5 separate regions of the Homo sapiens genome follow, and regions 2, 3, 4 and 5 are each linked to region 1. Evidence: chromatin contacts called from ENCODE Hi-C or POLR2A ChIA-PET data. All regions are on one chromosome and are shown on one strand. The core of a region is the stretch at or near the end of the contact, and the rest is flanking DNA. Distances in the headings are between cores, read along the strand shown. Region 1 has its middle 94 kb from the start of TMEM17. Region 2 overlaps COMMD1 (copper metabolism domain containing 1). Region 3 overlaps COMMD1 (copper metabolism domain containing 1). Region 4 overlaps COMMD1 (copper metabolism domain containing 1). Region 5 overlaps COMMD1 (copper metabolism domain containing 1).

Evidence for each region. Hi-C counts contacts between places; a loop is a spot of excess contacts on that map. ChIA-PET counts read pairs that join two places held with the same protein, here RNA polymerase II (POLR2A). Pooled maps may share reads with other maps.
Region 2: a loop to region 1 is called in a map of dorsolateral prefrontal cortex, with 5 times the contacts of the local background. The contact joins two enhancer-like sites. A Hi-C loop is called at or near these places in 3 of 168 maps with a recorded cell type or tissue (IMR-90, dorsolateral prefrontal cortex and sigmoid colon) and 12 of 50 pooled maps. POLR2A ChIA-PET finds 5 or more read pairs at or near these places in 4 of 52 experiments (AG04449, HEK293, OCI-LY7 and 1 more).
Region 3: a loop to region 1 is called in a map with no recorded cell type, with 7 times the contacts of the local background. The contact joins two enhancer-like sites. A Hi-C loop is called at or near these places in 3 of 37 single-sample maps with no recorded cell type and 9 of 50 pooled maps. POLR2A ChIA-PET finds 5 or more read pairs at or near these places in 2 of 52 experiments (MCF 10A and OCI-LY7).
Region 4: a loop to region 1 is called in a map with no recorded cell type, with 8 times the contacts of the local background. The contact joins two enhancer-like sites. A Hi-C loop is called at or near these places in 6 of 37 single-sample maps with no recorded cell type and 3 of 50 pooled maps.
Region 5: a loop to region 1 is called in a map with no recorded cell type, with 3 times the contacts of the local background. The contact joins two enhancer-like sites. A Hi-C loop is called at or near these places in 1 of 168 maps with a recorded cell type or tissue (heart left ventricle), 3 of 37 single-sample maps with no recorded cell type and 3 of 50 pooled maps.

What each region holds. Positions count from the first base shown.
Region 1 is chr2:62,410,088-62,414,678 of GRCh38, reverse strand. No RefSeq gene overlaps it. Among named protein-coding and RNA genes, the nearest start is that of TMEM17, 94 kb to the left of the region's middle. RefSeq lists enhancers at 2,485-2,674, 2,946-3,705. Within about 2 kb of position 2,723, at least 26 of the 41 ENCODE cell types and tissues checked have a DNase peak (open chromatin) inside an H3K27ac peak, as active enhancers do; they include dorsolateral prefrontal cortex, where a contact is called at or near this core.
Region 2 is chr2:62,011,656-62,016,246 of GRCh38, reverse strand. All of the region lies in intron 2 of COMMD1 (copper metabolism domain containing 1), which reads right to left. Among named protein-coding and RNA genes, the nearest start is that of COMMD1, 110 kb to the right of the region's middle. Within about 2 kb of position 1,971, at least 14 of the 41 ENCODE cell types and tissues checked have a DNase peak (open chromatin) inside an H3K27ac peak, as active enhancers do; they include dorsolateral prefrontal cortex, where a contact is called at or near this core.
Region 3 is chr2:62,037,030-62,041,620 of GRCh38, reverse strand. The region is part of intron 2 of COMMD1 (copper metabolism domain containing 1); the gene reads right to left. Among named protein-coding and RNA genes, the nearest start is that of COMMD1, 130 kb to the right of the region's middle. Within about 2 kb of position 2,225, at least 5 of the 41 ENCODE cell types and tissues checked have a DNase peak (open chromatin) inside an H3K27ac peak, as active enhancers do.
Region 4 is chr2:62,097,207-62,101,797 of GRCh38, reverse strand. All of the region lies in intron 2 of COMMD1 (copper metabolism domain containing 1), which reads right to left. Among named protein-coding and RNA genes, the nearest start is that of B3GNT2, 97 kb to the left of the region's middle. RefSeq lists an enhancer at 2,048-2,337. Within about 2 kb of position 2,462, at least 3 of the 41 ENCODE cell types and tissues checked have a DNase peak (open chromatin) inside an H3K27ac peak, as active enhancers do.
Region 5 is chr2:62,127,542-62,132,132 of GRCh38, reverse strand. The region is part of intron 2 of COMMD1 (copper metabolism domain containing 1); the gene reads right to left. Among named protein-coding and RNA genes, the nearest start is that of B3GNT2, 66 kb to the left of the region's middle. RefSeq lists an enhancer at 2,433-2,482 and a silencer at 2,333-2,533. Within about 2 kb of position 2,417, at least 3 of the 41 ENCODE cell types and tissues checked have a DNase peak (open chromatin) inside an H3K27ac peak, as active enhancers do.

The sequences.
Region 1 (4,591 bases), core at 1,474-3,973:
TGAACTCCTGACCTCAAGTGATCCATCCACCCTGACTTCCCAAAGTGCTGGGATTACAGGCGTGAGCCACCATGCCCAGCCTATTTTTGACTTTCTGAGTCAAGTAACCAGATGAAACCAGTCCCCTTGTCCACCCAGAGTCCACTCAGGCTATACTTGATTCATACTTTTTTTTTAATTTTTATATTTTTTTTAGAGACAGGGTCTCATTCTGTCACCCAGGCTGGAGTACAGTGGCACAATCACGGCTCACTGCAACCTCGAACTACTGGGCTCAAGCAATCCTCCTGCCTCAGCCTCCCAATTAGCTAGGACTACAGGCACGTGCCACCATGCCTGGGTAATTTTTTAATTTTTTGTAGCAATGGAGTCTCACTATGTTGACCAGGCTGATCTCAAACCCCTGGTCTCAAGCAACCGGCTCCCTTTAGCCTCCCTAAGCACTAGGATTACCGGTGTGAGCCACCACACCTGGCCTGATTCATATGCTAGACTCATATGCTAGAAAAGCCAACCCCAAATGGGCCCTGATAGAGCAATCTTGTTGGGGACAGTTTTACTTGTAAGTAACTGGCTCCCTGACCTACAGAATATAAGCCTTCAGAAAAAGCTTCAGAAAAAGCTCAGCACCCTGCCTCTCTCCTCCAAATAATGTTCCAGGTGATATTCTGCAAGCACACCTGGAAACTTTGCTCTGTTTGTTAACCTAGAAAATTAAATGAGCAAGGGACAGAGCAGGCTGGCCTGGAACAGGGACTGGGTACAAACCAGATCTCCAAAGCTTGGGCTTATTCTCTGAAAGAAATGCTCTTTTTAATTTCAACTCTGATGTCTTGGTGGAGACATTCAACTGGAGATCTGGAGTCTTTGATATAAGCAAAGGCAAGCTTGTGGGATCACCACTGGCTACAGAAAGAAGCCCAGCTCTTTGGCAAAGAAAATCCTGGGCTCAGAGAGTGAAGAGTGTGTCAGATTTCTCACGTCAAAAGTCAGCTTTTGTATTCAGAATGGAGCCAGAAGGTCCTGAATCCAGAATGGCCTAGAGCCTCCCCACATGCTGTCCTAGCGGGGGCTTTAGCAGGTGGATTTTGATAAAGATAGCTTTGGATGCTAAGCATAGAAAAAAAGAGAAATGTTGGCTCTAGGCTGGGTATGGTGGCTCACACCTGCAATCCCAGCACTTTGGGAGGCCAAGGCGGGTGAATCACTTGAGTCCAGGAGTTCAAGACCAGGCTGGGCAACATGGCAAAATCATCTCTACAAAAAATACAAAAATTAGTCGGGCATGGGGTCACCCACCTGTAGTCCCAGCTACTAGGGAGGCTGAGGTGGGAGGATCAATTGAGTCCATGAGATCAAGGCTGCAGTGAGCCGTGTTTGCGCCACTGCATTCCAGCCTGGGTAACAGAGAAAGACCTTGTCTCAAAAAAGGAAAAAGAAAAAAGTTGGCTTTAGCACCTCGAACCCTAGATGACTTCCTGAGTGTCATATTCTTTGGCTGCTACTCTGGAGTCACATCTCAGGGAAGATCCAGACAGACGGCTTTGGTCTTTGTGTTTGTAGGTCCTTTTTCCCTCAGATACTCACCTGCCCTACTCCCTCACCTCATCTATGCCTTTGCACAGATATTAGCAGATATCTGTGCTGATAAAAGTTGCGACTGCACCAGGCACAGTGGCTCACACCTGTAATCCCAGCACTTTGGAAGGCTGAGGCAGGAGGACTGCTTAAGGCTAGGGGTTCAAGACCAGCCTGGGCAACACACCAAGACCTTATCTCTGAAAAAAAAAAAAAAAGTTGTAGCTCATCAATTACCCTATCTGAAATAGCCCTGAATCCCCTGCCTTATTTTCCTTTATTGCACTTGTTACTACATCCCATTATATTTTACATGTATGTGTTTAATATTTGCCTCCCTAGTTAAAATGTAAAGTGCATGAAAGGAGACATTTTTATTTATAGTCAGGTCCGCAGATCTTAGGACAGTGCCTGGCACATAATAAAAGCACAATAAATATTTGTTGAATGAGTCTTAGAGTTGAGTCAAACATCAGATAGCAGGTATTTCTACTGGGCAAATGTGGACTCACCCCAGAGGTGTGTAGAAGAGGGTGCAGAGTCTGGAGTAGTTTGGGGTGTAGGTGTCGGGGGAGAGGCAATTGTCTCGGGTGGAAACAAAATCCATGGCTTGTGCCCCTGCAGTTGCAAACACCATGAGTAGACGACAGAGAGAGAGAGAGAGAGAGAGAGAGAGGGAGGGAGGGAGGGGGAGAGAAAGAGAGAGAGAGAGAGAGAGAGAGGGAGGGAGGGAGGGGGGGAGAGAGATTGAGAGAGAGAGAGAGAGAGAGAGAGAGAGAGAGAGAGAGAGAGAGAGAGAGAGAAAACTAATTGTAATTCCTACTCATAGCCACAAGATGGCACTATTGCTCAGAGTCTTTACTCTGAAAAGCCGAATCTAGCAGAATCTAGCAGTCTAGTTTGGGATTCCTTGCTTCTCTCCGTCTCCTCCCGTTTCTCTCTCCGCTTTCCTCTCTTTTGTCTTCCTCTCCCTTCGTTTTTAAACACTGCTTTTATGGTGGACTTGAGCAATAGTATAGGAGAAGCCATTGGTGCTCAGAGAGAGATCCCCGAGATGGATATTTGGCCACACTAGGCACAATGGTTTGCTCACTGAGCACGGCCGGAAGGCCTGGCTTCACCAGCTTCCTCTTCTCTCTGGCCAGAACCCACAGCCTTGCTGTTCTGGACCTGGCCCGTGGCTTGGGAAGCCTCCAGGGACAATCTTGCTTCTCCCTCCCTTACTCCATCCTCCCCACCCCATAACATGCTTATCTGGGAAGCACCTGCCCTCAGATCTGGTTCCAGGGGTCCTTGCTTTCCACTTGAGAAACTGTAAACACGCACAGAATGTCTCCTGGTGGGGGTTCTGAGGCCTTTTCCTCCCTGGTATTTTAGCCTAAGGAAAAAGCATTCAGTGGTGTGGGGATGGTGGGTGGAGCTTGCGGTATTTTTCTAAGACTTTTGCAGTTGGGGAACAAATCTCCAGGGAAGGGGCAGGGCCTCGGGCTAATTCCAGTACAGTAGGATCAGGGCCATGAAAACATCACACAAAGGAAACTTCAAAGCTCTTCCCCAGTCTGAATGGGCAGGGCCTGCTGAGAGGTCAGATGTTAACCTGATCCAAATGCCCTCTTGCTTTCAGGTGCCCCTCGCAGGCCTGCACACCCCTAGGGGATCCACCCTCTCCCAGGTCAGAATTCCACAGGGCCCTGAAGCTTCCTTACGCAGTGCTCCCCATCCCTGTGCTTGAAGCAAAGCCAGGGAGGGCAGAGCCCAGAAGTTGGGATCTGGTTCTGACTGTTCTCTGGCCTTAGGAGTAGAGGCCAATTTCATCTCTGCAAAGTGAGGCTGGGGCTGAGGAATGAAATTACACCTTCATCCCGCTCAGTCCTGCCTCATCCCCAAACCTTGCCAAACCCTGACACAGCTACTTTGCAGGGAGTGGTGAGAATTAGGAATGCTGCAAGGTCACTTAGGGTGATCATTAGGACAGTCATTAATTTCTGAGGCCTAAGAGTGACTAATTTATCTCTGATAGACACAGGGATCAAAGGAGAGTATTTATGGCTTAGAAACAAACCTCCCATTCTTTCCCCTGCTATAATAAATAATAAAAAGCTCCCAGGCCTCCCTCCCTTGTCCATCTCTTCCCTGCCCCTTCCTCTCTGTCTTAACTGTCCCTGCACAAAAATTAACCCTACTCTTGCTTCTCTGTACTCTTCCCCTTCCTTCTGTAAGAACCAGAGAGGGGAAGAGAATTAGCTGGCCCTGAGAGCTTCAGCTGCAACTGTGCTGTGGAGTGAGGGGTGCTGATCCCAGGGGAGGACATAAGCCAGGCCAAGAGTGGGCTCTCCCTGGGCATTTACCATGTTTACTTTCCTAAGTATGTATACCAGGGCCTGGTTAGGCTAGAAAGCAGACTGTCACCAGGTTTATTAGCTGTGTGACCTTGAGCAAGCTACTTTTTTAAAGCCTCAGTTTCCCAATCTATAAAAGAAGGATAATAATAGCATCACAGACTGGCTTATGAGAATGACATAAGATAAAATATATAAAGTGCTCAGCACAGAGCCTGATGCAAAATAATGGCCACCACATTTACCAGGACCTCAACATCCTTATTTTATTTCCAAGAACTTGAGGCTGCAGTACAAACTGAGTCCTTCACTTTCTGTTGTAGCCTCTGGGAGACGCCAAAGTGAGGATGGGTGTGGCCCTCCAAGGACGCTGGACCCCTGCTGTAACAAGACACAGATCACACGGGAGGGGTTCTCAGCCTTAAGGATGCCGTGAGGTGGGCCTAGATCATGGCTTCTCACCGCCGCACTACTGACAGACCATTCTTTGTGGTGAGGCTTTGTTCTGTGCATTGTAGGCTGTTTCGCAGCATCTCCGGCCTCTGTTCACTAGATGCCAGTAGCAGCCTTCTAGTCATGACTATCAAAAATGCCTTTAGACATTGTCAGATGTCTTCTGGGGGACAAAACTGCCCTTAGTTGAGGGGCACTGGTCCAGGAAGGTGGGAAACATA
Region 2 (4,591 bases), core at 722-3,221, 400 kb after region 1:
ATAGAGCAAGACCCTGTCTCGAAAAAAAAAAAAAAAAAAAGAAAAGAAAAGAAAAAAGAGAGACAAAAAGAAAAGAAAGAAAAATAAAAAAGATTTTTGAAAATGGGCAAACCTGGCCGGGCATCGTGGCTCACGCATGTAATCCCAGCACTTTGGGAGGCCAAGGCAGGTAGATTGCCTGAGGTCAGGCGTTCAAGACCAGCCTGGCCAAAAGTGGTGAAACCCTGTCTCTACTAAAAATACAAAAATTAGCCAGGTGTGGTGGTGTGTGCCTGTAATCCCAGCTACTCAGGATGCTGAGCAAGAGAATGACTTGAACTTGGGAGGCGGAGGTTTCAGTGAGCCAAGATTGCACCACTGCACTCCGGCCTGGGAGATGGAGCAAGACTCTTGTCTCAAAAAAACAAACAAAAAGGGCAAACCCAATAAGCACATAAAAAGATGTTCAACATCTCTAATCATTAAGGACTTCAACTCAAAACTAAATGAGATACCACTTTATATACATTCGGATGACAACTATCAAAAAAAAAAAAGAAAAAAAAAAAAAACCCAGAAACTAACAAGTGTTAGTGAGGATGTACAGAAACTGGAAACTTCATGTACTGCAAAAAACCGTAAAATTGAGCAACTGCTGTAGAAAATAGTTTGTCAGTTCCTTAAAAAGTTAAAACATAGAATTACCGTATGATCCAACAAGTCCACTCCTAGTATATACCCAAAAGAATTAAAAACAGAGACTAAAATAGATATTTGTATACCCATGTTCACAGCAGATTAGTCACAAGAGCCAAAAGGTGGAAACAACTCAAATATCCATCAACAGATAAATGGATAAACAAAATGTGGTATATGTACACAATGGAATATTATTCAGCCTTTAAAAGGAATGAAATCCTGATATGTACTACAACAACGATAAAAGTTGAAGACACTATGTGTAAAATAAACCAGACACAAAAGGACAAATATTGTGTGGTTCTATTTATATGAGGTACCTAGAATAGGCAAATACACAGAGAAAAAAGTAGAAAAGAGGTTACCAGGGGCTGAAGAGATGGAAATTGGGAATTATTGTTTAATGTGTACTGAATTTCTGTTTGGGATTTAAAAAAGAAAGATCTGCAAATAGTGGTGATGGTTATACAACATCATGAATGGGTTGGATGCAGTGGCTCATCTGTAATCCGAGTGCTTTGGGAGGTGGAGGCAGGAGGACTGCTTGAGCCCAGGACTTGAGGCTACAGTAAGCTATGATCATGCCACTGTACTCCAGCCTGGGTGGCAAGACTGCCATCTCTTAAAAAAGAAAACCATCTGTACTTAATACCACTGGGCTGTACTTAATACCACTGGACTGTACACTTAAAAACTGCTGAAATGGCCGGGCGCAGTGGCTCACACCTGTAATCCCAGCACTTTGGGAGGCTGAGGGGGGTGGATCATGAGGTCAGGAGTTCAAGACCATACTGGCCAAGCCAATATGGTGACACCCCATCTCTACTAAAAATACAAAAATTAGCCTGGCGTGGTGGTGCACACCTGTAGTCCCAGCTACTCGGGAGGCTGAGACAGAAGAATCGCCTGAACCCAGGAGGTAGAGGTTGCAGTGAGCCAAGATTGCACCACTGCATTCCAGCCTGGGTGACAGAGCAAGACTCTGTCTCAAAAAAAAAAAAAAAAAAAAAAAAAAAAAAAAAAAAAGGTTAAAATGGTAAAATTTTGTTATGTGTATTTTACCACAATTTTTTTTTTTTAAGTACTAAAGAAGGGCTTGGGCCAGAGGCCTTCTACATTTATCTTGGCAATAGAGCAGTGGCATACATGGAATGAAGCCCAGAGCCAACCAGCCAGTACACACATACTAGACAAACACAGGCAGTTCAACACTGCTGGGCAGGATACACTGTTGCCCTGAGTTTAGGACAAGGGATTTATATCCAAAAATTGCTTCCAAGTCCTCTTAAGGCTTGGCTTCCTGGCTTCCTCTCAAGCACCCCATCTGTCTGCAAGAATAGAAACAGACAGCCTGAACAGCTGAACGAAGTCCAACACCAGGGGCTGCGTGCTGGCAAGCTACTAGTCAGAGGCTGAGGACTTCAGCAGTGCCAAAGCCCTATTCTCACAGGGTCAATGAATCTGCAAAGACACTCATCTTTTTCTCTCCTCCTCTTTAAATCATTTTATTGGGTATAGTATACATAAGAAAGGGCACATCATAAGAAACAATGATTTTCTTTTAAAGTCTATAAAAAATTTATGTTCAGTAATCTCAAGTGCATCTCTCTGTAAGTTGAGAGTTTTAAAAATAAAATTACTTCAGCACAAACAACATCTTCTTAACTGCCAAATGTTAAATGATTTCTTTCATATTTTTCCCCAAGTGGAAGGGGTAATTATAGCTACCAGAAAACTCAAGTTGTATGTTAGACAGTCAACACTGCAATAAGACTGTTTTAACAATGACTAGAATTACCAAATTATGCTAACATAGTCTTACAAGAAAAAACAAGGTGTTACCCCCAATTCCTCACTTTCTCTCATTCTCTACATCCCTTCCAAGTCAACTCAAAGCAACTCACCCATATTCAAAACCTACACTCTACCTGCTCACTTCACTTCCTTAAAATTACCTCTATTTCCATGCCGTTATCTCACCTGGACCACTGTGAGAGCCCAGTAAGTGGCCTCCTGCTTTCACTTTTTTCCCCCTACAATACTGATTTTTATTAGTTATCCCTAGGTTTGACAAACAAGTTTTGGAACATATTATAATAAAAAAAGTTTTTAAAGGAAGGGACCTGTCATAAATGAGAAACAGAGATGGAAATGTGGAATGGAGATTGTGAGAAGTCCATGTAAACTCATTTCTACTATTTTTTGGAGTGGAATATTAATATTGGCTCCATTCATTTCTGAATACCTCATCTTATTAAGAGAATGAAGGATAACAGTTTTTCTTTTTGTTGTTTTGTATTTTTTTTTTCCTTGAAATCCCATTTACCTAATTAACATCACATGGAGGTTTCAAGGAAAAAGAGAATTGCTTTTAATGTGCAGAAAAGCAATTCCAACCTTAGTGATATTTTCCCCCTGGGATCTCAGTATCCCAGTACTGAGATCCCAGAAATCCATTCTCCATAGGTGAATCAAGGCAATCCTATTAGAATATAAGTCACATCACATCTTTCCTTGTTTAAAACCCTCTAATGGCTTCCCATTACACTTAAAATTCTTAACAAGGCTAATTTCTTGCCTTGGTTGCTCCCTCTGCCTGTATTTTGTGCCCCCAGATCTTCCTGGGGCTGCCTCCTTCTTGTCATTCAAAGCTCAGCTCACCTCAGAGAAGAAATCTTCCTTCACTCAAATTAAAGTAAAGCCACTTACTTTGAGATGGGGTCTGGGCATCTTAATTTCTTTTTAAGCTCCTCAGATGAGTCTGACATATAGTGATGCTTTGAATCACTAGCTAAGTGAATCTTCCTTTTGCTTATAATAGCTTTTCTGCCAATTTACTTCTTGCTACTTCTTACTGACAGCGGGCTGAAAAAATGGAAAATCAACATTGTGGGAGGTGGTGAGAAAGAAATGGCAATCACTAGGGACTTGTACTAAATCACTGCCAAAGGGGCCGGGTGCGGTGGCTCACTCCTGTAATCCCAGCACTTTGGGAGGCCCAGGCGGGTGGATCAACTGAGGTCGGGAGTTCAAGACCAGCCTCACCAACATGGAGAAACCCCGTCTCTACTAAAAACACAAAATTAGCTGGGCGTGGTGGTGCATGCCTGTAATCCCAGCTACTCAGGAGGCTGAGGCAGGGGAATTGCTTGAACCTGGGAGGCAGAGATTGCGGTGAGAGCCACTGCACTCCAGCCTGGGCAACAAGAGTAAGACTCCATCTCAAAAAAAAAAAAAAAAATCACTGCCAAAGGTCACGTGTGTGTGTGTGTGTGTGTGTGTGTGTGTGTGTGTGTGTATGTGTGTGTGTTTGAGACAAGGTCTCACTCTGTCACCCAGGCTGGAGTGGAATGGCGTGATCTTGGCTCACTGCAACCTCCGCCTCCTGGGTTCAAGTGATTCTCGTTCCTCAGCCTCCCAAGCAGCTGAGATTACAGGTGCATGCCACCACACCCAGCCCCAGCTAATTTTTTTGTATTTTTTAGTAGAGACGGAGTTTCACCAGGTTGGCCAGGCTGGTCTCAAACTCCTGACCTCAAATGATCCACCTACCTCAGCCTCCCACAGTGCCAGGATTACAGGCACGAGTCACTGCGCCCAGTCATACATCTATGCATTAAATGCAAAGATATGTTCATAAACTCTAGAGAATCCATCTTGCCTGTATCAACTTTTTTGTTGTTCTTATTTCATGATTCTCAGCTCTGGATCACAGAGTTTACGATGTTGGAAAAATCATATGTAAATGTCACCTCTTAAGAACTGCCTTCTTCAACTTCCTGGGTAAAGATAGCCATTCCATCTTTTGAGCTTTGGTAAGGCTCTTCCATCTCTGATAAAATTTCTTACACTAATTATTAACAACTTTCTTTCACTGTGAGCTCCATAAGATAATAAACTTGTCTGTATTGTT
Region 3 (4,591 bases), core at 976-3,475, 370 kb after region 1:
TCAGGAGCTCAAGACCAGCTTGGGCAACATGGTGAAACCTCATCTCCACACAAAACACAGAAAGAATTGGCCAAGTTTGCCCAGCTACTTGGGAGGCTAAGGTAGGAGGATTGCTTGGGCCTGGAAGGTCAAGGCTGCAGTGAGCTATGATAGCACCACTGTACTCCAACGTGGTGACAGAGTGAGACCCTATCTCAAAATACTAACAAAATGCATAAAAACAGCTCAATGATTACTTTTCTATTAATAAAACTGGCAAAAGAAAACACACATCAACTTTACAAATGTAATTTATTGAGCGAAAAAAAAACCACAAGTAGTTTTCATTATTAACAAATCAAGAGATTCATGATTTTTAATCTAGAGAGTAGAAATGGATTAATTTAAAATAAACTAAAGCCACGAATTAAAGAAGTTCCAGTCTGAAACATATTATATGTTAGATGATGGCATCTACTGACTAAATGTAATATTGCATTCCTGTATAAGTCATGAATATCTAGAGGAAGAGCAAAGTTTCTGGTGGCATGGACTGATAAGATCCTCGTAATGTTCTGGGGGTAGAGTACAGCAGTGTGAAGAGGAAAACAGTGACCAATGGGCAAGAAAAAGGCCAGGCACAGTGGCTCATGTCTGTAATCCCAGCACTTTGGGAGGCAAGGTGGGCAGGCCACTTGAGGCCAGGAGTTTGAGACCAGCCTGGCCAACATGGCAAAACCCCATCTCTACTAAAAGTACAAAAACTAGCCAGGTGTGGTGGTGCACACCTATAATCCCAGCTACTCAAGAGGCTGAAGCACGAGAACTGCTTGAACCCAGGAGGCAGAAGTTGCAGTGAGTCGAGATCGCGCCACTGCACTCTAGCTTGGGTGACAGAGCAAGACTGTCTCCAAAAATAAAAGGGAGGGGGGAAGGGGGCAAAGAAAAATTCCTGTACTAAAGACTATGACACAACCAAAAAGTAAACTGACAGGTGTATACTAAAATCCTCAAGCAAGGCAAATTGATCTTGGTGATATATAATTCCAAGAACTCCAACCTTAATTTTCTTCCTGAAATATTTTGTCTTTTGGGTTTTCATTTTTAGGGATATTATGTCTAATTTCACCATGAAAAATACAAGTAGGTTTCACTTCACATAAATTGTTTTCAAGAGAAACTATACTCTGAAAAGTAAAAGATATATTTTATAAATGATTTTTCACTGAGAACATAGGGAAAGAAAATGAGTTTTACACCAGGGAGAATTGTACTCAACCCTCTGGCCCTGCTACTAACTTGTATGACCTTTGTCTTCATTTATTTACCTTAAAATACATTTTTTAAGAACTGGCATATAATAGGTACTTTTTCTATTTTTATTTTTTGAGACAGAGTCTCACTCTGTCACGTAGGCTGGAGTGCCAGTGATGCAATCATGGCCAACTACAGCCTCAACTCCCTAGGCTCAAGTAATCCTCCCACCTCAGCCTCCCAAGTAGCTGGGACTACAGGTACATGCCACCATGCCCAGCTAATTATTGTAATTTTTGTAGACAGGGTCTCTATGTTGACTAGGCTAATCTCAAATTCCTGGCCTCACGCAATCCCCCAAGTCTTGGCCTCCCAAAGTGCTGGGATTACAGGCATAAGCCACCGTGCCCAGCTAAGCGGTACTCTTAACAAATGGCTATTGGTATGATTATCAAAGGGATTGCTAGCTATATAAATTTTTCCCAGGAGGGCCTTTGGGCAATAAAACTACATGTTACTATGCCAGAAAATACTTGACCAGTTAGGTTTCATAGTTCCTATGGAATTCTTGGTTCTAAGGATATTTGTGTTTAGTAGAAAGAGCTTTAAATAAGAAAAAAGAACACTTCTTTTCAGGTATTTAATTTTCTTAACTTCCAAAAGATAGAAAATACTACCTGGCATATCTCACACTTAATACTCCACAAGCAGATATATATGTTCCTTCGTCAGACAGAATTGTGCTTTCCTATATTTCCATAACTACGTACCAGAAACTGGCCAGCAATACTTGAAATTGCAACTTGGGCTATCCAACCATGGTGGTATGATGCAAGAGCAGCTTACTCCCCCTGATATTTAAGAGGCATATGCTGTGCAAGAGCTAGAAAATCAGCCAGCACCACCTAACCACAATGTGCTATTCTCACTTCCTCTCTGAGTCAAGTTTGCTAATCAACTCCTCAAAGAAAGGCCATAGTGATATTCCATCAGGTAAAAGGGAAGAGCACAGGCTTGTTCTCTTTAAGGCTGGGACAACTGCCAGGACTTTTCTGAATAAGACCTACTCTTTATGTGTATCCTTGCAATCATAAGATGTAGAATGTAAATGAATATACAAGCTAGGAATGGTTTCCTTAAAAAATGTGAAGTGCATATTCTCTGCTTGAAGGAAAGAAGACAGGAAATAGCATCCAACCCAACTACAGAGTAACTTAACAGCAGTCAGATTCAGAAAATGTGCTAACCCAATTTTCAGGCACAATTTTCTGGCCCTTCAAAGGCTGGAAATAAATGCAAGCATTCTGAGCTTGATTTCTCTTGGGAATGGCAGAGAAAGTTAAAGTTTTCTCCAAATTAAGCTTCATTTATCTACTTACGTTCTTAGAAACTGTAAAAGAAAATCAATATAAGTTTTTCAAAATACATACACACAACTATATATGCTGTGTATATGAGTATACATAAACTGTCTTTCATTAGAAATGAAATTTTAAGGAAGGTGGCCAACAAATCTAACATTAAAAAAATAAGGAAACAGGCTAGGAGTGATGCCTCACACCTGTAATCTTAGCACTTTGGGAAGCCAAGGCAGGCAAATCACTTGAGGTCAGGAGTTCAAGATCAGCCTGGGCAACATGGTGAAACCCCGGCTCTACTAACAATACAAAAATTAGCCAGGCGTGGTGATGTATGCCTGTAAGTCCAGCTACTTGGGAAGCTGAGGCATGAGAATTTGCTTGAATCCAGGAGGCTGAGGTTGCAATAAGCCAAGATCGTGCCACTGTACTCCAGCCTGGGCAACAGAGCAAGACTCCGTCTCAAAAATAAATAAATAAATAAATAAATGATAAAAAATAAAATATCAAAAAATAAAACATTTAAAAAAGAAACAATCATGCCTAGATAACAGAAAATTGGAAAAAAGAAAGCCATACGTTATTGTGATAAATTCTACAACAAAATTCAAAGCCATTTTCAATTTCTCAGTTATTGGAGTATTGCTGCTATTATTAACAATATCTTCATTACTTAATACATTTTGATTCATCGTTTTTTGGTTATTTTTGTTGTTGTTGTTGTTTGTTGCTGTTGCTGTTTGAGACAGAGTCTCACTCCGTCACCCAGGCTGGAGTGCAATGGCGCCATCTCGGCTGACTGCAACCTCCGCCTCCTGGATTCAAGCAATTCTCCTGCCTTAGCCTCCCAAGTAGCTGGGATTACAGGTGCATGCCACCACGCCCGACTAGTTTTGTATTTTTAGTAGAGATGGGGTTTCACCATGTTGGCCAGGCTGGTCTTGAACTCCTAACCTCAGGTGATCCTCCCATCTCGGCCTCTCAAAGTGCTGGGATTACAGGAGTGAGCCACCATGCCCAGACTGATTCACCAGTTTTTAAGACCACTATCCAAGGACAACTCTGTGAGGCAGACCGAATTAGTTCTGTTTTATATGTGAAAAACTGAGAAAAATATGTTAAGTGACTTATCTAACAGTACAAAACTAGTTAATGTGACAGCCAAAACTGGAACATAAGTCTTCTAACTCCTAGATCTTTCTACTAATCCAGTGGTTTCAAATTTTATTTTACCCCCAGAATCTTCTTTCAAACTAATTTTTTGTAGAATCCCACTAATTTAACAGATAAAACTGGAGCTCCTCCAACTAAAATGGCTATTAGGGCCAGAGCCATGTATATTTCAGTTGGCTTCTCCCTCCCCCATGATGGGCTTTGAGACTTCTGGGTAACATCATAACTCCAAGGAGCAAAATGTAAACCATTAAAAGTTATCTCCCTAATTGCCCAAGGAAATCCATAAAGTTCTAATCCAAATATGAATAAGACTAATAACCAGTAAAATGATACCTCTCGCAGCTACCATATCTAAGACTTTCATAATCATAAATATATATTAATGGAAATAAAAGTTATATCCCATACATACCATTCCAAAGATCATGGCCACATAGAGTTTACTAATTACAAAACTGCTCCTATGCACTGTGTGACAGAATGGGAAGGAGCTGGGCAGGGTGTATCCCATTTATTTGGCAATATTACCATCTCGTTTATAATTCTACCTAAGCTATTTGTTTCCCAAGTTAAATATAGATACCTTCCTTCAAATAAAATCTTATGCAGAGAGCATCTTATGAGCTATTCTATTGTAGTTAAATGAGGCAGGGGGCAGGCAAAGCCAGACAAGCCTCTCCAAAGCAGCCCAGGCCTCTTGGAACATTACGACAGAGGCATGACTAGCAAAAATAAAGGATTATTTCCAAGTTTCCAAGTGGTTCTTGAAATGCAAATGGTAAAGAGCATACACTGTTGATGGACTGACATCTGAAAAAGGAGAG
Region 4 (4,591 bases), core at 1,213-3,712, 310 kb after region 1:
GTACCTGGAGAGGGCATGGAAGCTTTTGGAGTTCCTCCTCCATACCTTGGTAAGTAAAGAACTTTACTTCATGAGCCATTCTAGCATATTATTGAACTGGGGGGTAGGGATCATGAGACTACCCAATTTGTAGCTAGATATAAGTGTGGGTAACCTGGGGACCATATATATATATATAGAGAGAGAGAGAGACAGGGTCTTGTTCTGTCACCCAGGGTGGAGTGCAGTGGTGCAATCAGGGATCACTGCAGCCTAGACATTCTGAGCTCAAGTGATTCTCCTGTCTCAGCCTCCTGAATAGCTAGAACTACAGGTGTCTGCCACTATGCCCAGCTAATTTTTTAAATTTTTTGTAGAGATGGGGTCTTGCTATGTTGCCCAGGCTGGTCTTGACTTTTGGGCTGAAGTGATCCTCCCATCTCGGCCTTCCAAAGTGCTAGGATTACAGGTGTGAGCCACCATGCCTGGCAGGGACTCAATACTTTTGACTGGCATCCAAAATGGGGTTAAGACCTGTGGGGTCTCCACTAACTCTGGGTAGTATCAGAATTTAATTGTAGAACATCCAGTTGGTATTCAGAGAATCAGAGAATTGGTTGGCATGCAGGGGAGAAAAAACCTATACTTTTGGTGTCAGAGGTGTTGTGAATAAAAGCCCAGAAAAGCCATTGAGGACTAAGCTCTCATTTTTTTTTTTTTTAAATCTTGCCCAAATTCCTATCTAAGAGATCTGGGGAGTCATGTCCTACAAACCATAAATTCTCATCAGATGGGTTTTATTTAACCCTATATGTCATGACTTACTTTCCAATCAGACTCTGGCATAACATTATAAGACAGGCAAAAAAATCAAAATATTTAATCCCAAAACATGTTTCTCTGCCATATCTTGAAAATGTCCCTGCAAAGCCATCCTTTGTAGGGTGAAAACCTGCATCTGTAAAGAATCTCTATTAACATAGCTAGATCTTTTTCTTCCAGGTCCTCCCAATCCTGAAGAGATTAGCTAAAGTCTAGTACCTTTTAAAGATCCGAATAGGAAATATTTTTCATCTATTGTCTCTGAGGGCAGCTACTATAAGACTTCAAAAGAACCTTGGTCTCCACAATCTTTTACCTTAACCTGGACATTTCCTTTCTGTGGATCCTAGGTCCTTAGATAAACTCAACCAATTGTCACCAGAAAATGTTTAAATTTACCTATAGCCTGGAAGTACCTCCCTGCCCCTACTGTCCCCTTCCCCGCCTCCTGCCTTTGAGTTGTCCTGCCTTTCTGAACCAAACCAATGTATTTCTTAAATGTATTTGATCGAAGTCTCATACCTCCCTAAAATGTATAAAACCAAGCTGTGCCCTGATCACCTTGGGCACATGTTCTCAGGACCTCCCGAGGGCTGTGCCACGGGCCACGGTCACTCATATTTGGCTCAGAATAAATCTCTTCAAATATTTTACAGTGTTTGACTCTTCAACAATAATCTGGTGCCCAAACACGTGGGGCCACAGAGAAGACTCAGGACCCTGAAGGAGTTGCCTAAAACCCTAGCTAAGGTACTAGCAGGGGCCCAGTGAAACCTCACCAAGTTCTAGCTTCTCCTCTGGTGAAACTGGTAAGTCCTCCTGAGTCCTGGACCTCCCATTTTGGTTGATGGTCCTTGATTTATTCTGAGCTGTTTTTTTTTTCTCTCTCTCTCTTTTCTCCTAGGAAGTTGGTTAAAATCTTAATTTTGGTTTCAGAGGTGTATTCAAAACAGTCATTCTCCATTGCCTTTTCTCTCAAAATTAATCTCAATTGGCTTGTCTGTGTGCACTTTGCGTGAGGAACTGAACTATTATTTTTCATAAGCAAATGAGAGAGTGAGTTCCTCAGCTTTGAAGAGAAAGGGCATTTTGCTCCTCCCAGCTGGAAGGCGCCCCTGGGTGACCAGGGGCCTCGTGGGAGTGTCTGGGAGGTTGACTCTCCGCAACATGCAGCGGCCCTACAGGAAACTCCCCAACAAATATTAAGAAGGCTTGTCCAGGAAACGCATATAAGGGCTGGTCGCCTGGTGTTTTGAGCCCTCTCAGAGGTGACAGACCTCTGAAGAGAGAAACTGAGACACGTAAGAGGGTAGAAACGACTCAGTGTTGAAACACTGTAAAGTGCTGCCCACAAGCAGCACATATTGATCCACCACACAAAAGCCTTAGGCCACAGGTCAATTGCTCTTAAAAAAAAAAAAAAGAGAGAGATAGCAAATAAACCCTCCAAAAGAGAGGAAAGGCAAGGAGAGCGGTCCCCAGTGGGCACCACAGCTGGGTTTATGTTTAATAATTATGGTGCCTTGACTTGCGAGTATTTATGTAAATAGGAAGATCTTACTAAAGATGACCTAGGTCTAAGGTTTCCAAAATGGGGAACTTTTGATGTCCCTAAATTGGTTTTCTTGTGTGCTAGATTAGAAAACTGAGGCTCCCGAATCAAAGAAAATGAATGGGAATCGTACTTAGGTGGCATCTAGAATCATCAAAAAGAGGAAACGATAAGCTTGCCTCTCTTTAGGAAGTTAAAAAAAATTTTGAAACTGTCTCGCCACTTCTAAAATCAGGAAGGCTCCAGAAACTGTCTCCCCTTCTGCTCCTCCTGACCCTCTGCTCTCTCTGAACTTCCTTGTCCAGACAATTTCATTTTTCCTTCTCCCTCCCCTACTCCCTTGCCTCAAGCCACAGGGGGACCAGAAATAGCTGGATAAAATAATAGAGTAGTTGCTCCTTTTAGGGTAAAACCTACAGGCAGAGGGGATCCTAACATAATGTATAGCCCCTGGACCAAATCAGAGTTAAAGGCCCTGGTACCTGGATTCCCCAGTCCGACTGAAGATCCCTTTAAGTTTGCTAAGGAATTCCAATTAACACTTAAGACTTATGATCCAGGGTTCTCTGACATGTGTCAGCTGATTGAGTTACTGGTCCCCAGAACAAAGCTGAAGAATGATTTAGAGTAGCAGATTGGAAACAGCCTTTAGAAGATTTTGACAAAATAGATGCAGCTGGAAGACAGAAATGGAGAGCTCTGCAATCGCCTCTGTGAAACTGTACCACAGATATTCTCCACGGTTACAGATTGGGCAAAGGTGAAACAATGTAAAATACGCCCAAACAAAATTGTGCCTGACTTTTATATCAGGTTTGAAAAGACATTCAAACAGTTTTCAGGAATACCCTTGGGGAAAGTAAGTGACATCTTACTAAATTCTGGGTTTATGCAAGGTTTAGATAAGGAGTTAGCAACCCTAATAAAGAGGAATAATGTGGCTTGGGCTTCCTTGCCCACCAGTCACTTAGTCAACCCTAGCTGACATCAACCCTAGCTGACCTAGCTGTCACAATCATTAAGAAAGAAAAGGAGGCCAGGCACGGTGGCTCACACCTGTAATCCCAGCATTTTGGGAGGCCAATATGGTGAAACCCTGTCTCTACTAAAAATAAAAAATTAGCTGGGTGTGGTGGCGCATGCCTGTAATCCCAGCTACTCGGGAGGCTGAGGCAGGAGAATCTTGCTTGAACCCAGAAGGCAGAAGTTGCAGTGAGCCAAGATCGCGCCATTGCACTCCAGCCTAGGCAAGAGACTCTGTCTCAAAAAAAAAAAAAAAAAAGAAAGAAAGGAAAGGAAACAGTCTCTAAAATTATGAGTTTACAACTAAAACAACTTAGAAACCAAGTTGGGAGTTTGCAAGGGTCCCATGGTCCCCAGAGATCTAAGCGACCCCAAGAGGAAGCAATTTGCCACTATTGCAAAAAGAAAGAATATTTTAAAAAAAGAATGCAAAAAACTTAAACGGGTGCTTGCACAAAGGGGGCAAAGGGCCCCAGAGGAAGGCACCAGAACAACTCAAAAACCAGAATAGGGATGCTCTGAGGGAACAGAGAGGGTTTCCCCCCTACTTCTAACTAATGCTTTAGGAGAAGTAGAAATAGCCATAAATGGGGAAAATACCAGAGCCTTTGTCGACACCAGCGCTATACTGTCGGTCCTCATCCCTACCTAGATTAAAAACCCTCTCCCTTGGAGTAAAGAAAAAGTCCAAATGGTAGGGGTTTCAAACTCTCTTATTATAGCCTTTAAATCAAATCCCTTTCAATTTTAATTAGGAGGACTAGTGAGGCATCACCTTTTTCTTATAGTAGATAGTACCCCCATACACCTACTACAACAGGATTTCCTAGAGACCCATAATGCTCACATCTCATTTTCACAGAAGGGAGAAATGATTCTCAACTTGGGAGATGCAGACTTACAAAAGCCCACATGTACATTATGCTTGTGAAAGTTAATCAAGATTCTGGACAGGAAGAATTAGAGCCTTTCTTACCTAAGGTACCAGACTCCCTATGGGCAAACTCTTCCACAGATACTGGTAGAATTCAGTCAGCAGTCCCTATAGAGCCAACCCTAAGTAAATCCAAACCCCTGCCAAACGTAAGGCAATAGCCCCGAAGACCTGAAGCCTTACTAGGAATCAAATCAGTCATTCAGGACGATTTAGACAAAGGACTTATAATACCCTGCACCAGCCCTTGGAATACACCAATTATCCCAGTTAAAAAGCCA
Region 5 (4,591 bases), core at 1,168-3,667, 280 kb after region 1:
GGCAGATCAGGAGGTCAGGAGTTCGAGACTAGCCTGACCAACATGGTGAAACCCCATCTTTATTAAAAATACAAAAATTAGCCAGGCTTGGTGGTGGGCACCTGTAATCCCAGCTACTCAGGAGGCTGAGGCAGGAGAATTGCTTGAACCCAGGAGGCAGAGGTTGCAGTGAGCCAAGATCACGCTATTGCACTCCAGCCTGGGCAACAGAGCGAGACTGTCTAAAAAAAAAAAAATGTGTGTGTGTGTGTGTTTGTGTGTGTGTGTGTGTATTTAGAAATGCAGATGTGGGCTAGGGGTGGTGGCTCATGCCTGTAATCCCAGCACTTTGGGAGGCTGAGGCAGGTGAATTGCTTGAGCCCAGGAGTTTCAGACCAGCCTGGGCAACATGGCGAAACCCCATCTCTAAAAAAAGTATAAAAATAAGCTGGGCATGGTGGCATGTGCCTGTAGTCCCAGCTACTTAGGAGGCTGAGGCGGAAGGATTGCTTGAGCCTGGGAGGTCAAGGTTGCAGTGAGCCAAGATCATGCCACTGGACTCTAGCCTTGGCAATAGAGTAAGACCCTGTCTCAAGAAAAGAAGGGAAAGGGAAAGGGAAAGGAAAAGGAAAAAGAAAAGAAAAGAAAGGAAGGCAGGCAGGCAGATGTGATGCTTATCAAGCCAGAGGCAGAAGGTACAAGAGCAATCTGAAACACTTGTTACTGTTTTCATGGTCATCTTGGGCTTAACTGGTGATAAAAATAAGAGATGACAAGACTAAAATTCCTGTATTTAAGTATCTGAGTCAAGAATCAAACTAGCTTCTTTTCAGTAAAGGATGCAGTATGGAGTAGAGTCAGAATGTGGCTAGCAGATAAGCAAGCACATCATTGTCAAGAACATGTACTTTGTGATCCTGGGGAGTACAGCAGTGTATTAAACTCAACGGTTTAAATAGCCATTCCAAATTACAATGGAAAGCAAAGGCAAAATATTCAAATTTTTGTCTCTCCAAGTGCAAATGTTAAAAAGCCACAAAATCCTATGACAAAATCCGTGAGAGGATTCCCTCTCCAAACCAACAAAAAAACCGAGCCAGCTCTAACACCTCCTGACAAGGCCATCTCACATATTCCTAATGAACTCCTTCCCTGGTAACCACTCAACACTCCTCAGGAAACTTACTGGTCAAGCCTAAATCTTTAATGCTTTAGCTTTAACTCACTTCCTAGCAAGGTTAGAGAGCATAATTGATTATTAGTTTACAGAATAACTGAAGGCTGTTAGTAAGCAAATGTTTGGTTTTATCCATCTACACACTAAATAACCTCTTTGAGTATTATTGTCCATTTTAAAAACCTCCTTAACTAGGTTCTGAGCAATTCTTCTGCAAAACAATACTACAGTGACAAAATGCTTAAACTAGAAAATAAAAGACTTATCACATATTAAATACTTGAATAGAACCATTTAGAACAAATTCAACATAAAATAAAACAACAGTCCTATATTTTCTACAGTAATACTACTTCCCATGCAAAATTTTCACAACGCTTTATCCTCTAATTTATGGATCATATTTAGGATTATAATACAACATTGGCAATGTTGGCTCTAATGTCTTGTGTTTTCTTTTAAAAATGATAAATTTGGGGGATGGAGGGTGAGAGTGGGAAAGGATGCCTTAGAATTTCACTAACCAATACTGATTCAAAAAGGCCACATAGGTGTGCACCTGTAATCGCAGCTACTTGGGAGGCTGACGCAGGAGAATCACTTGAACCTGGGAGAGGGAGGTTGCAGTGAGCCAAGACTGCGCCACTGCACTCCAGCCTGGGCGACAGATTGAGACTCCATCTCAAAAAAGAAAAAAAAAAAAAAAGTCACATAAAGCTGGCTATGTTTCATAAAGCTTATTACCCCAGATTTTTCTTTTAATTTCATTTGTTGACACAAAGGGACTCTTGTTTGTTTTTTTGTTTGTTTTTTTTTTTTTTTGAGACAGAGTCTCGCTCACTGGCGCGATCTCGGCTCATTGCAAGCTCCGCCTCCCGGGTTCACGCCGTTCTCCTGCCTCAGCCTCCTGAATAGCTGGGACTACAGGCACCCACCACCACGCCCGGCTAATTTTTTATATTTTTAGTAGAGAAGGGGTTTCACCGTGTTAGCCAGGATGATCTCGATCTCCTGACCTCGTGATCCACCCGCCTCGGCCTCCCAAAGTGCTGGGATTACAGGCGTAAGCCACGGCGCCCGGCTCAAAGGGACTCTTTATTGAGCACAAACTTTGGCCATAAAGCCTATCCTCTGTTTGGGCTGTCCTTTCATATGCTTAAAATAACCCTTTGACCCACAACTCTGCAACTGTCTTCTGTGTTTAACCACAGCGGAAGGAGGGGAGAGAAAGAGAGAAAGAGGAAGAGGGAGAGCAAGCACTCAAGAATGAACACATATGGCAGACATTAAAATTGGCAATGGCTCCTTGAAGGGCAATTAAATAATAAATAAGAAACCCAGTAGCACTGAACATTGCCTGCCAGAGAAGTTCAAAACATCTTCATAAGTAAACCTGTGTTCACCACTCATTCCCACACTTTCTGTGGCTTTCTTACAATTATCATTGATACTGCTCCTTTACTTCAAGAGACCTGGAATCCCAGAAATAGCTTCTCTGTAGCAAAAGATCACCCAACTTCCTTCCTAAGGAACCACTGGCCCCAATTAAAATTTTATATTTTCCTGAAAACTGTGCTGATTATTTTCCATTTGTCCTTTCCTATTCATTATCTTCCCTTCTCTGTCTTATTCCATGTCCTGTGGGGCTGTTCTCAAAAAATTGTGTCACTCCTTACAGTTGGGTTCAGGCAAGAGGAGAGAGAGGTTATTATATTAATTCTTCTGATATTTCCAATATTTTCTATGTAGGGTATCGTTTCTTCATTTCCTATTTTATTTACTGGTCTCAATCACTATTTCTTCTGGTTCACAAAGCCAACAGTACACACATAAAGCTAAGTCTCTTCAGACTGCCGAAGCATAGAATCACCAAATACAAACTCCAAGGTTGAGCAGAGCAAGGCCTGTCATCATGCCTAGGTTGGTAAGAAGGTTGCCCTCCAAGTATTAAATAATAGGATAAGCTAGAACCAATATTTGATATTTTCTATTACCATTTGATACTGATTTTTTTTTTTTTTTTTTTAGATGGAGTTTCGCTCTGTTGCCCAGGCTGGAGTGCAGTGGCGTGATCTCGGCTCACTGCATCCTCTGCCTCCCAGGTTCAAGCAATTCACCTGCCTCAGCCTCCCAAGTAGCTGGGACTACAGGCGTGTGCCACCATGCCCAGCTAATTTTTTGTATTTTTAGTAAAGATGGGGTTTCACTATGTTAGCCAGGATGGTCTCAATCTCCTGACTTCGTGATCCACCTGCCTCGGCCTCCCAAAGTGCTGGGATTACGGGCGTGAGCCACCGTGCCTGGTCTTGAAATATCTTATATGGTAGCACTTTGATATCTTAAGAATGCAAGGAAGGGAAGGAGGGAGGGAGGGAGGTAGGCAGAAGAGTAGGAGAAGGAGGAGGAAGAACAACAACATCAACAACTAAGATGAGATTTCATTAAGAATTTGCTCTTTAATTAGATCCCGTTTGTCAATTTTTGCTTTCGTTTCAATTGCTTTTGGTGATTTCGTCATGAAATCTTTGCCCATGACCATGCCCTGAATGGTACTGCCTAGATTTTCTTCTAGGGTTTTTACAGTTTTGGGTTTTACATTTAAGTCTTTAATTCATCTTGAGTTTTTTTGTTTTTTTTTTTTCTTTTTTTTAGACAGAGTCTCACACTGTCGCCCAGGCTGGAGTGAAGAAGTGCCATCTCAGCTCACAGCAACCTCTGCCTGCTGTGTTCAAGCAATTCTCATGCCTTAGCCTCCCAAGTAGCTGGGACTACAGGCGCATGCCAACATGCCTGGCTAATTTTTGCATTTCTAGTAGAGATAGGGTTTCACCATTTTGGCCAGGCTAGTCTTGAATTTCTGATCTCAAATGATCCACCTGCCTCAGCCTCCCAAAGTGCTGGGATTACAGGCATGAGCCACCATGCCCAACCTCATCCTTTTTTTTTTTTTTTTTTGAGATAGAGTCTCGCTCTGTCTCCCAGGCTGAAGTGCAGTGGCACAATCTTGGCTCACTGCAACCTCTGTCTCCTGGGTTCAAGCAATTCTCCTGCCTCAGCCTCCTGAGTAGCTGGGACTACAGGCATGTGCCACCATGCCTAATTTTTTTGTATTTTTAGTAGTGATGGGGTTTCACCATGTTGGTCAGGCTGGTCTCAAACTCTTGACCTCAAATGATCTGTCTGCCTCAGCCTCCCAAAGTGTTGGGATTACAGACATGAGCCACTACGCCCGGCCCCCTGGCCTCATCTTGAGTTAATTTTTATATAAGGCGTGAGGAATGGGTTCAGTTTCAATTTTCTGCATATGGCTAGCCAGTTCTCCCAGCACCATTTATTAAATAGGGAATCCTTTCCCCATTGCTTTTTTTGTCAGGTTTGTTGAGGATCAGATGGTTGTAGATGTGCAGTCTTATTTCTGGGTTCTCTATTCTGTTC